Regions from separate parts of the Homo sapiens genome. Here all the other regions are linked to region 3. The links are chromatin contacts, found by Hi-C or POLR2A ChIA-PET in ENCODE. All regions are on one chromosome and are shown on one strand. Each heading gives the region's core, a stretch centred on a gene start or an enhancer-like site at or near the end of the contact. The rest is flanking DNA. Distances are from core to core; before and after follow the strand shown.

What was found. Hi-C counts contacts between places; a loop is a spot of excess contacts on that map. ChIA-PET counts read pairs that join two places held with the same protein, here RNA polymerase II (POLR2A). Pooled maps may share reads with other maps.
Region 1: a loop to region 3 is called in a pooled map, with 6 times the contacts of the local background. The contact joins the promoter of MYBL2 here to the promoter of ZHX3 in region 3. A Hi-C loop is called at or near these places in 4 of 50 pooled maps. POLR2A ChIA-PET finds 5 or more read pairs at or near these places in 3 of 52 experiments (OCI-LY7, RWPE1 and WTC11).
Region 2: a map with no recorded cell type shows a loop between it and region 3 (14-fold over the local background). The contact joins the promoter of OSER1 here to the promoter of ZHX3 in region 3. A Hi-C loop is called at or near these places in 2 of 37 single-sample maps with no recorded cell type and 6 of 50 pooled maps.

What each region holds. Positions count from the first base shown.
Region 1 is chr20:43,664,427-43,668,363 of GRCh38, forward strand. It overlaps MYBL2 (MYB proto-oncogene like 2), which reads left to right and starts at 2,688. Exons shown (of 14, transcript NM_002466.4): 1 at 2,688-2,877. The coding sequence starts at 2,858. RefSeq lists silencers at 2,483-2,777, 2,514-2,893 and enhancers at 2,483-2,777, 3,544-3,593.
Region 2 is chr20:44,208,915-44,213,115 of GRCh38, forward strand. OSER1 (oxidative stress responsive serine rich 1) reads right to left here and starts at 1,857. Exons shown (of 4, transcript NM_016470.8): 1 at 1,782-1,857. It overlaps OSER1-DT (OSER1 divergent transcript), which reads left to right and starts at 2,046. Exons shown (of 3, transcript NR_038339.2): 1 at 2,046-2,163. RefSeq lists an enhancer at 1,267-1,886 and silencers at 1,546-1,615, 1,811-2,259.
Region 3 is chr20:41,314,969-41,319,096 of GRCh38, forward strand. ZHX3 (zinc fingers and homeoboxes 3) reads right to left here and starts at 2,763. Exons shown (of 4, transcript NM_001384317.1): 1 at 2,541-2,763. RefSeq lists silencers at 2,283-2,572, 2,583-3,032 and an enhancer at 3,143-3,192.

The DNA of each region.
Region 1 (3,937 bases), core at 1,438-3,937, 2.3 Mb after region 3:
CATAGAGTTGTTACAAGGATTAAATGAGTTACAATTTATAAACAGAATGCTGGCTGGAAATATTAGCTGGGCATGGCGGCGTGCTCCTGTAACCCCAGTTACTTGGGAGGCTGATAGTTTAAAAACTATCTAAAATTTTGATAAATCCCATTTTTCCAGGTGAGAAAACTGAGGCACAGAAGAGTTAGGTAATTGGCTGGGCATGATGGCTCATGCCTGTAATCCCAGCACTTTGGGAGTCTGAGTCGGGTAGATCACCTGAGGTCAGAAGTTCAAGACCAGCCTGGCCAACATGATGAAAACCCATCTCTACAAAAATACAAAAAATAGCCAGGCATGCTGGCGCATTCCTGTAGTCCTAGCTACTCGAGAGGCTGAGGTGGGAGAATCATTTGAATCCGGGAAGTGGGGGTTGCAGTGAGCCAAGATCACACCACTGCACTCCAGTCTGGGCAATAAAGCAAGACTTGGTCTAAAAAAAAAAAAAAAGTTAAGTAATTTGCCTAAGATACCGCAACTGAATGGTGGAGCTGGGACTCAAACCCCAGGAAGTTTGGCTGTGGAGGCTGTGCTTTCAATGAAGTGGGCATGTCCACATTAATTACTTTATAAGGGGAGTGGGCGGGAGAAACCCTGAATTAAGTGATGTGGAAGCTTCTAGCACTTAAGATGTGAGTTAGTCTTCCTTCTGTGGTAAGTGAAGTTTGCAGCAGCTGGTGGCTGGACTGTCCCCAGGTGGCCAGCAGCTTCTGGAAGGGGGCTCTGAGGCCTGAACAGGGGCTAAAAGGCTGGGGTTTGATTTGGTTTCTTCAGCGTCCTGTCTCAGAGCTCATTTATCTTCCTCTCAGCACTGCTCCCAGGAAGTCCAGTGTGACTTGATCCTTGGTACTTGGTAAATGTCAATCTAATATAGAAAACCTTTGCTAAATCTCAAGGAAAGACAGTCTCACTGTCTGTCGCCCAGGCTGGAGTGCAGTGGCGGGATGACAAGGGCTTGAGCCCCTCGAACTCCTGGGCTCAAGCAATCCTCCTGCCTCTGCTTCCCAAGTAGCTGGGATTACAGGCATTCACCACCACAGCCAGGTAATTTCTTAATTTTTTGTAAAGACAGGGTCTCACTCTGATCCCCAGGCTGGTCTCAAACTTTTGGACTGAATCAGTTCTCCCACCTCGGCCTCCCAAACTGCTAGGATTACTGGCATGAGCCACTAAATCTGGGCTAATCTCTGGGAGTTTAAACCCAAGGTAAACAATTCAATGCAACAAACCTTTGCCTGGGGCTTCTTATGTCAGGTCTTCTACTGGGCCCTGGAGATACTGGTGTGCATTGAGAGGCCACCTGGACCTCAGGATGCTCCCAGTTCAAAGGGGGAAATGCAGAAGTCTACAGGCAGATTGTGGGCAGTGGACCCCAAATTAAATAGGAATCAGCCACGTGGGAGGGGCAGGAAGTGTTCCTGCCCTGGGTAATGGCTCAGGCAAAGGCAAAGAGGCCGTTTCTTTTGGCCAGGGCTGGGTGGTGGTCTGGAAGATCAGATAAATGTGATTGTGGAGTAAGGAATTTACCCTGAGGGAGAGGAGGATGGTTTTAAATTCTGGAAAGAGCTCACGCCTGCAATCCCAGCACTTTGGGAGGACAAAGCGGCAGGATCTCTTGAGCCCAGGAGTTTCTAGACCAGTCTAGGCAACAGCAACATAGCAAGACACCCCCTTCTCTTAAAAAAAAAAAAAAAAGCGCAGTGGCTCACTCCTGTAATTCCAGCACTTTGGGAGGCCGAGGCGGGCGGATCACGAGGTCAGGAGACCTATACCATCCTGGCCAACATGGTGAAACCTCGTCTCTACTAAAATACTAAAAAAAAAAAAAAAAAAAAAAAAAAATTGCCGGGCGTGGTGGTGTGCGCCTGTAGTTCCAGCTACTTGGGAGGCTGAGGCGGGGGAGTCGCTTGAACCCGGGAGGTGGAGGTTGCAGTGAGTCAAGATCGCGCCACTGCACTCCAGCCTGGCGACAAAGCGAGACACCGTCTCAAAAAAAAAAAAAAAAAAAATCAGCCGGGTGTAGTGGCGAGTGCCTGGTCTTAGCTACCCGTGAGTTGAGGTAGGAGGATCGCTTGAGCCTAGGAGGTGGAGGTTGCAGTGAGCTATGATCGCGAAACTGCACTCCAGCCTGGGCGACAGAGCAAGACCCTGCCTCTAAGAAAAATGAACAACAAAAAATAAAGTCTATTAAGGAGGGTCTCTTGGAGGCAGGAGAGGAAGCAGGGAGAGGCACAGGTAGGGTGAGGAGCCGCTTTAGGGTGCGGCTCTAGGGACCCAGTAGTGGCTTGGACTAGCGTGGGGGATTCCGCCCTGGCGCTTTCCCTGGCTGGCTCTCCCATGCTCGCGCCTCGCTCCCCTTCCTCGGTCTTCGCTATGTGGGATACTCCTGGGCCGCCCCGGACTGACACGTGAGCCAGGCCTCGGTCACATCCCGGCCCGCTCCACAACTCCGAAGTAGCGGCCGCCGCCCCTGTCCTGCAGCCGGCCCTGGAGGGTCTGGGCAGGTGCCGCCCCGCAGGCCCCGCCCCGCCCCGCCCCCTGGCTCCGCCCCTCACTCAGGCCCCTCCCCCGGCGCCCGCGCGCCAGGACTGGGCGGCGCCGACGCGCTTGGCGGGAGATAGAAAAGTGCTTCAACCCGCGCCGGCGGCGACTGCAGTTCCTGCGAGCGAGGAGCGCGGGACCTGCTGACACGCTGACGCCTTCGAGCGCGGCCCGGGGCCCGGAGCGGCCGGAGCAGCCCGGGTCCTGACCCCGGCCCGGCTCCCGCTCCGGGCTCTGCCGGCGGGCGGGCGAGCGCGGCGCGGTCCGGGCCGGGGGGATGTCTCGGCGGACGCGCTGGTGAGACGAGCCGGGAGGGCTTGGGCCCCTCCCCCTCCCTTTAACTCACCCCTCCCCCACCCAGATACCCCCGACCCTCCCCAGGCTCCCACCAAGCTGGGGTGTGTGTGTGTGTTGGGGGTGGGGTGTTTCCGCGGAAATGCTGCGTCCTGGGCCCTCTGAGGCAGGGGCGCGCGTAAAGCTGGGGGGCTCTTGGGCGTCCCTCGCGGCTCCCCAGGCCTGTTGGGCCTCGGAGCTGGGACGGGCGGGTCTCTTGGGACCCGGGCCAAGCCGTGCATGATGTCATTTTGTCTCCCGCCTAATTGCGGGATGGGGGTGGGCCGGCCGGTGTCAGCTGGCAGGGCCTTCGCCGGCGAGGGAGGCGACCCCTGGGAGCGAGAGGGAGTCTTCAAGTCCCAGCCAGTGGGAGACCGAGCCTGGGAGGCACTTGTTGCAGCCTAGTTTTGGGTCAACTTGGTGGGTGGGCTTTGCTCCTTAACATTCCGGGGAGCACAGAGTCCCCCAAGCCCTCTCCCCTGGACTGAGAAGGGTGCTGAGTTGGGGGCTCTTTTGTCTCTCCCACCTGGGTTCCGCGCCCCAGCTTGGTTCGGTTTGAGACCTCTCTTCCTGTTCCCACGAGGAGTTTTGGGCAGCTGGGGTTGAAGGTGCGGGGGAGAGAGAGAGTCCCTGGGGCAAAGGCAGGAACTGCGGTCTCCATTTTACTTATTTCCCCAGAGACTTAAGTGGCAGAGCTGAGCCCGGAGCCAGGTCTGTGGCTCCAGATCCCTGTCTTACACCTGTGCGCCTGGGGCCTGAGCTCCAAGCTTTTCAGCCTGCCTGGGAGACAGGACAGTGGGGTCCTGACCTCTTCCCTGCCTGGATCGCTGCAGCTCAGATAACCTTCGTTCCCTCTTTTTTTTTTTTTTTTTTTTTTTTGAGAAGGAGTCTCGCTCTGATGCCCAGGCTGGAGTGCAGTGGCGCGATCTTGGCTCACTGCAACCTCCGCCTCCCAGGTTCAAGCGATTCTCCTGCCTCAGCTTCCCGAGTAGCTGGGACTTCAGGCACGTGTCACCACGTCGGG
Region 2 (4,201 bases), core at 607-3,106, 2.9 Mb after region 3:
ATACACTGCTGAACCCTACAGGCAGAAATTCATTTCTTTCACAAATATTTACAGAATTCCTACCACGTGCATGGCACTAGAATGAATGCTAGGGATAGAAGCCCAAACTCCATTTCCGTAAGGACTAGAATCTCATTCCTGCCCTCCAAGAGCTTACAATGTAACACTGTGCTAAGAGGCTCTGAACCTACATATGTAACTTTTAATTATACCATGCTGACTTAATAGCATGGCAGGTGATCACCCTAGATGTTAATACAAACTTTACATTCCTGTTGACACACTAAAAGATCTATCATCTAAAAACCAAAACAGGCCAGAATTAAAATCTGGCTACAGACTAAAACTTCAGGAATGAAGTTCTGTCTAAACCATTTTCAGACTTCCAGCATTTTTTTACTACTCACTTTTTTTCTCAGTTATTTTAGCCAAGAGCAAATGAGCGTTAGGCATAACCTTAAGAGCTAGAGAAGAGCATGTTTGTAATTATAAAAGGCTCATTATGCTCCTCTGCATCCCCAGATCCCCATTCAAAGAAAGGGCTGTACAACTAACTCCGGACAACAGATATAATTGGCTTGCCTTTCTTCATTAATATTAAATTTGTGGGAGACAGTCTTGGCGTTTTCACTGCAGTGAACTCGTGAAGTTGAACAATCTCCAAAGAGATGAAACTTTAAAAAGCCTATTCGAAGTTAAAGTCAAATCACACCAGGCAATTTAACTTTGCCTCGGATTTTCCACAACCTTACAAAAATTACAAAGTTCTTCTAAGTTCCTCCATCAAAAGGCCAAATTCCTGGTTTTTTCTTTCAACAAAATGGATGCGTCACAATCTTATTTACATCTTGCCGTTTTAACCAAGACCTCCTTGAATCCCAAGCCTAGGTCTACACTTCCAGGCCCCTGAGAAGACCTAAGAACGATCAAGAAGGGATGCGCGGGTAAGCGTTGTCATCACAACATTAAAGATTTCGAAACTCCCAGACCACCAGAAAGCGTAGAGTATGGGGAAGAAAACCAAACCCAGCAACTCTAAGAGGCAAACTAGACCGGGAGGAAACAATCGGCCCCCAGGACAAAAAGCACATTCACACCTCTCCGTGCAACCCACTCATCCCTTTATACTCGCAGCGCTGCAGCCAAAGCACAAAGTTCTTTCTTTTCACCCAGAGTCTGTGCCTGTCGCGGTTAAACATGAACGGAGGAAAATTCCTAGTCAGAACCCAGAGGGGTAGGACGGGGCTTGGAGTGTGGGGACAACGCCAAGCAGGGAGCTGTCCAGGGGCACTGCCCGCCCGGGGTCTCCAGCTGTGAAGTTGCGCTCCTCGGGAGATTCCTGGGGTCAGAACGAGAGGCTGGAGTCGGAGCGAGGCACAAGGGATGCGGGAGAAGAAAGGAGTGGGGCCGAAGAGGTAGCCAAAGAGAATGGGGCTCCGAGGCGAGAGAGAAAGGACTGGAAGGGGCAAAGGGCGGCCAAGGAGGGCGAAAAGGGGAAGCTGCCGCTGGGCGGGAGACGGCGGAGGAGCGAGACGGGGCGGGGGACCGCGGGAGGACGGGAAGGCGGGAAGGGGAGAGAGCGTGGAGCTCGGAGCTCCAGCAGGCACAGGCCGCGGCAGATAAGGGGGCGCGGAGAGGCCCAGGCCCGGCCCAGGCAGGAGGCGTCGGGAGACGACGCGACCCAAGGCGGGCGGGCCCGGGGAAAACCGCCCGCGGCCAGACCGGCAGTGGAAGCTGAGACGCAGTGCTGCGGCCCCTCCCCGTCACGTCAGGGCACTTACCTCCTCGCAGCTGGGACGCTCCGGTGATGCGGGGCAGTCAGTTCAGAGCGTCTCTCCCAAATCTCGGCACCCGACTGACCCGGATCCAAACCAGCCAAGGGGGCGGCCCGCGCCTCGGGAGTCGCGTTGCGCCTGCGCACTCCGGCATGCACCCCTCCCCCTGCTTATGCTCCTCCCACCCCAGTGACTCGGCAGCGCGGCAGCCGACGACTGCGCAGACGCAGGGCGGCGGCCGCGCCTCTCCAACGCCCCGCACCCGCCCCCCTCAGAAGCACGTGCGCCTTACGTAATTTCCTGTTATTCTTCGGTTTGCCTCCTCCCAGTGGCGTGGATTTGCTCCCGACCCGCTTTTGGGGCGTGCCTGCTTCCTCCTCTCTGTTAGGTGAGTGAGTAGGCGTCATTCTTCACAGTAGTCCTCTGCCTCCACCGCCCCGGGATCTCCTTGCGCTCGGTCCTCTACGTGGAGTCACCTATGCAGAGGAATTCCACGGGGCGGGGGCGAGGACAGGGTGCGGGGGTCTTTATGGCAGACAATCCCCGGCTGAGCGCTTGGCCAGAGTTTCTGTGATGCTAGAATCTGGACTGCCTGCGACCTCTCCGGGACTCGGACACCAGCCCTCGCCTCCTGGTGATCTTTTAGGTCCTGCAGAGAAGTGAAGAGGTATTGGACGTGGCCAGGGTCAATAGTGTGAAGCCAGAATTAGAATTGAATTGAAATGCCTTCGGTTTTGATATCTCTGCTGTTTGTCTTGAGGCAACTGCTTTTCCTCCTTTGGGCCTCTCAGTTTTCCATCTAGTAAGTGAGGAAGTTGAACCTTATCGGTGAATCTCGTGTTTTCAGGCGTAGACTCCTTTGAGAATCTGGTGAGAACTGTAGATCCTCTTGCCAAAGAAATGCACCTACACACCAAATTTTGCAAAAAGATTTAGGCAGTTCACCAAAGGAGATGAATTTTAGGATTCTTTACATTTTTCTGATTCTGAATGTTGCTCAGATGGTAGGCGGGAAAAGGTGATCTGTGCAACAGCTGCCACCCGCTCCATCACCAGGACTGGTTCTGCTGATCTAGCTGTGCCTCTCCTCGCCTGCCAATCTCCAGCTCCACGTCTGCACTGCTCAAAGCTTCGTGAGAACAGATGATTTTGCGCAATTGAGTTGGATGGCGTTGATTGTGGCCCACCCCTAGAGTGAGGGTTTTTCCCTGAACCAAAACTGGCCCCATCCACCGTCATTCCCCAATACCTTAGTTGTAGTCAACTAGATAGGCTGCCGAAGATGGTTTAACTGTGTCCAGCTTAACTACAGCCAGGCTTTGGAATGCCTGGCCTATGTCTGTAAATGAAATCTAACAATTTATTGTATAACGTTGTTAAACATGAAGCATGATGTTGGCCCTGGATAAAACATTTTAAATTCTCGTCGTTCATACCAGAGGCTCAGTAACTGACCGGTTGAAAGAAAACTGTTCATTGTAACCTAATGATGCTAGTTAGATAGCATTAGATTATGTTAGAGATCAGATAACTTGTTCTAGCTGCCTTTGTCCTGTCTCACAGTGCTAGTAAGTCAGGATTTAAACTGCCCTTCTCAACATCTCTTGGACAAGAAAAAGCGGGAAATATGATGTATTTATTTTCTCAGACCTTGCCAAGTGAAATGTATCAAAACCAAACATGTCTTTTTAAGCTGCCACTTCAAAATATAACTTAAGATAAAATCTCATATATCCTTGAGAAGGCCTGGCACGGTAGCTCATGCCTATAATCCCAGCACTTTGGGAGGCCGAGGCGGGTGGATCACTTGAGGTCAGGAGTTTGAGACCAGCCTGGCCAACATGGCGAAACCCTTTCTCTACTAAAAATATGAAAAATTGGCTGGGCATGGTGGCGCATGCACCTATAATCCCAGCTACCCGGGAGGCTGAGGCAGGAGAATCTCTGAAGCCGGGAGGCGGAGGTTGCAGTGAGCCGAGATTGCGCCACTGCACTCCAGCCTGGGCCAACAGAGCAAAACTGTCTCAAAAAAAAAAAAAAAATCTCATATATCCTTGAGGGGAAAGAATTGTCTGGATCGTGATTGAATTCCCAGGGCTTAGCACACTTCCTGGGGATTAGTAGATGCTCAATACAGTTTTGGTGAATTCTCATTTTACCTGCTTTCCATCCCTAATTATATTAAATACCAAAAACTAAAAAGTTACAGTATTTCATTTTATGTAAGCACATCTCCATCATAAAGAGTTAGATGCTTTCCAAGAATGTGACTCATTACTCGGGGAGTACTTGGAAGGTGGGAACCTCTTGTGAATGCTGAAGCCTGTTAACTCACACACCTGACGTGGCCTGAAGTTTTAAGTCATTATACATAGGACTGGCTCACGGTGTGATACATCATGACTTGGAAAGAGATAGAAAAGCTA
Region 3 (4,128 bases), core at 1,513-4,012:
ATACACCAACAAATAAATATGTATTACCAAGTGGTGGTAAGCAAGGCAGGATAAGAACAACAGGGAAATGGGGTGTATTTGATAATGCAGTCAAGCAAAGCCAGACAACCTAACTTTTGAGCAGAGACCTGAAGTAAGGGAGTCAACTATGTTAATATCCAGGGACCAGAGTTCTAGGCGGAGGGAACAGCAAATGCAAAGGCACTGAGGCTGGAGTATGCTTGACTTTTTTGAGACAGAGTCTCGCTCTGTCTCCCAGGCTGGAGTGCGGTGGTGTGATCTTGGCTCAATGCAACCTCCGCATCCCGGGTTCAAGCAATTCTCCTGCCTCAGCCTCCTGAGTAGCTGGGATTACAGGCACGCACCACCAGGCCTGGCTTTTTTTTTTTTTTTTTTTTTTTTTTTTAGTAGAGACGGGGTGTCACCATGCTGGCCGGGCTGGTCTCGAACTCCTGACCTCGTGATCCGCCCGCCTCGGCCTCCCAAAGTGCTGTGATTACAAGTGTAAGCTTGATGTTTTTAAGAAACAGCAAAGAGATCTGTCTGGCAAGGCTCGAAGTGAGGATGGTTGTTCGGAAGAGGGTTAGCCTGGCAGGCCACAGCAAGGCCTTCAGAGTTTACTTTAAGACAAAAAGCTATTGGAGGGCTCTAAGCAGAGGACTAACATGATCTGAATTTTTTAAAGGATTGCAAAGAGAAACACAAGTTCCTACTCATAAAACAAAGATGTATCTCTCATAATCTAGTTATAAGTCAAAGAAAAAAAGCATAGAATAAAAGTTGTGTAGTATGATAGCATTTTTGTAAGAAAAAACACGTATACATGGGAACAAGGCTAAAAGGCTTAATACCAAATTGTGATTTACTATGGTTTGTGGGATTATGGGGTTTTTTTTGTTTTGTTTTGTTTGCAATGCTTTTCTTTGTTTTTCAAGTTTTCTGCCTTAAACATGAATTACTTTGGTAATTTTTAATGTTATCTTTAAAAAGAAAAAAGCACTCCACCATGAGACTTCCCTTGTCTGAAATCTTACTTCAATATGAAAAAAAAAAAAACAAACTCAAAACCAAAAACCAAAACAACATGGGGAACATTTTTTTCCAAAAATTACCACACTTCCCATGCAATGTTTGCCTGTCATGAACCACTGCACAAATCAAGCCCCGCTCAATGTATCAAGGTCACAAAACCAACTTGGTTAATATGTTGATCATTACATAGTGGCTCTGTCCTCTACAGCAACTTTGATACCATCTTTCCAAGGCAGCAACAGAAGGGCCCTTTTCATTCATTTTCTATGTGTCTTTGATACTATTTTGCGCTTCTGGATTTTTCCACTGTATGTCTCTTAGAAACAAATTAAGCTCGAATAAGTTGTTCCAGCTAATGAAGTGCGCTTTTGGCTCCTTCTCCGTGGTTCAGAATTATCCGGCAAAATACCAATTGTTTTAGGATGCATTTTCTCTTAGTTTTGAAATATTGCAATACTAAGTTACCACAAATAAAGAGCATTGAGATAACAACACACAAGAACGTGTATAAATGGAAACTACTGTAATCCTTTTTTAAATTAAGGACGTGTGGACGCCTCATGAATAAACATTTAGGATATCTGGATAAATATATACTATGTGTTCACATAGATAAAAACAGAAAGGAGCATTCCTTCCTACCTCACTCCCCCACCCCAAGTCACATAAGTTTCTCGCAGGGCACAAGCCCAGGGCAATCACTGCTCAGAAATGTAAACCATGCAACTCAAAATGACTCAAGCCCTCAAACACTCCCCACCTAAGTCCTACATCCCATCCACTCCTCAATCACTTCCAACAGGCTTCCCTGAATGAAAATCCCAAACTGGGAAGGCTTAACAAGCTCCAAACTCCACTCACACGCCACTCAGGGAATCCGAGGACCTGGGGCCCACGTGTAGTGTTTTCGCGTGGGCAGACAAGGGTCCCAAGATTCAGGGTGCTACTGTACCCCGAGTGGTTCGAGTCCTGGCTCTGCCGCCTTCACTGGTCGAGCTGACGCTCTTTACACCGGGGGCATGGGCTGCCACATCCCAGCAGAGTGCAAGGGCCCTCGGGCGTGGACGCAGGCGGCTCTCGGGTGCACACGCGGAACGCACACTCGGGCATGCACTCTCACACGGTCAGGCGGGCCTGCGCGAACGCCCCCGCTTCCCCTCTACCACCCCCTTTTGCGCCTTCTACGATGGTGGCACGCGGGGCTACCCTGACCCCTAGGACCCCTGGACGCCCGCTCCTGGAGCCCGGGGGGTGATGACAGATGGCGGAGGGCGGGGCTCCGGGGGGAAGGGGCGGAGCCTCTCAGCATGGGGGTGCTGGCGGCTGACAGAAAGACCAGGGGCAGCCGGCGGGAGGGGGCTGACTGAGACTGCGGGCCGGCCGCGGGCCAGGCGTGGCGGGAAGGAGCTCGCGCAGACACAGGGTCTGACAGGCAGAGAGAGATACAGACACCGGGGACTGACAGCCGCGGGGGCACGCGGGGCCGGCTGGCCGTGGCGGGCGCTCACCTGGCAGCGGCGGCGGTGGCGGCGCCCGCGACCGGGCCGCTCTTCCCGCGCTGCGGGCCTCCCTCCCCGCGGCCGGGCGGGCGGCCGGCGCAGGCCCCGCAGAGGCGGCGGCGGCGGCGACGCCGGAGCCGCGGACTGCTGAGCGGCGGGGACGCAGCTGCACCAACCGACTCCGGGCCGCTCGGCTGGGCTCGGCCGCTCTCGGAGGCGCTCGGCTCTGCTCGGCCTTGCACGGCTCCCCTCGGCCTTGCTCGACTCGGCTGGGGGCGTGGCCCAGGCCCCCCAGTCCGCCCAGGTCGCCTCTGGCGGCCGCGGGGCGGGGCTTTCGAGCGGGTGCGAGCCCCCTGACGTCGCGGGGAGCGGACCTTGCCCCCGGCGCATGCGCCAGCACTCCTCCTCCCCCCTCCTCCCCGCCCCACCGTGTGGAGGCTGAAGAAGACGGGGAAGGAGGCGCTGGGGGCGGATGCTGCGGTCCCAGAGGTTCCTGGCTTTTGTACTCCATATCCTGCTCTTTCCAGAGGACCACTTAAAGAAGGTCACACCAGGTTACACTTTCAAAAGGATGTGTGTGTAGGCTGGCAGGGGCTCTCGCTCCTGTCTGCCCCCACTCCTCCAATTCCAGTGTTTCCCAACAAGCGTCGACTAGGAGTGGTCTTTTATCCAACCAAGGGTTCACTGCAATTTTTAATATTTTCTGTTTTCTTAAGAATAATAACAAAAAAACTAACTCTTGATCACTGTTTTAACATTGAGTCTTCAAGTACTTGAACTTTCAAACATCAGTCAGCCTCCTCGAGTCCACTAATACCGTCCTTTCTTCATAGCTGTTGTATAACCTGTAATGCCTGGGATGGGGTTGGGTTCTTTCCTGAATTCTCGTCACATGATCCAGGCACCTTTTTAGTTATGGAACCAAGTCTGCAGCAAATATGCTCAGAAAGTGGCTCCCACCTTTAGAATCCAGTGATTAGTAAACAGCAGGAGCTCTACGGTCTTGACACACCTGGATGGGAATCCCAGATCTGCATTAATCTAGCAGGTTAATAATTGTCTGAGTGACTTTGGACGTGTTAATCTCTCAACTGTAAAAGGGCAATGAAACATGAGTAAATCAGTAGAAATATTAAAAGGGTTAAATGACACCACATATAAAGATTTCTGCACAGTGCTTGGTGTTCAATAAGTAAGGCTGCCTTTAACTTCAAGTAACTTTAGAACCTTCAGATCCTGAAAACCAGGGAGCATATACACAAGTGTGAGCGATGTGTCCAAGTAAACAAGTCGATAGTCAAACACCCATACGTGGCACCTTAGCTTGCTCCTTTCACAACCTTCCCTACCTCAGTTCATGTCAACTCCATTCTTCTGATGACTCCAGACAAACCATTGGAGTCATCCTGGACTCCACTCTCCCTATCATATCCCACATGCAACCCATTAGAAAAGCCTGTCAGCTCTACCTTTAAAATACCCCTTTTCCTCTTTCCTGGAATATTGTAGTAGCCTCCTGCCTGTTCTCCACGATTCCACTGTGCTCTCATGGTGCCTTCTCTCAACACAGAAGCCAGAGGGATCCTGTTGAAACCTA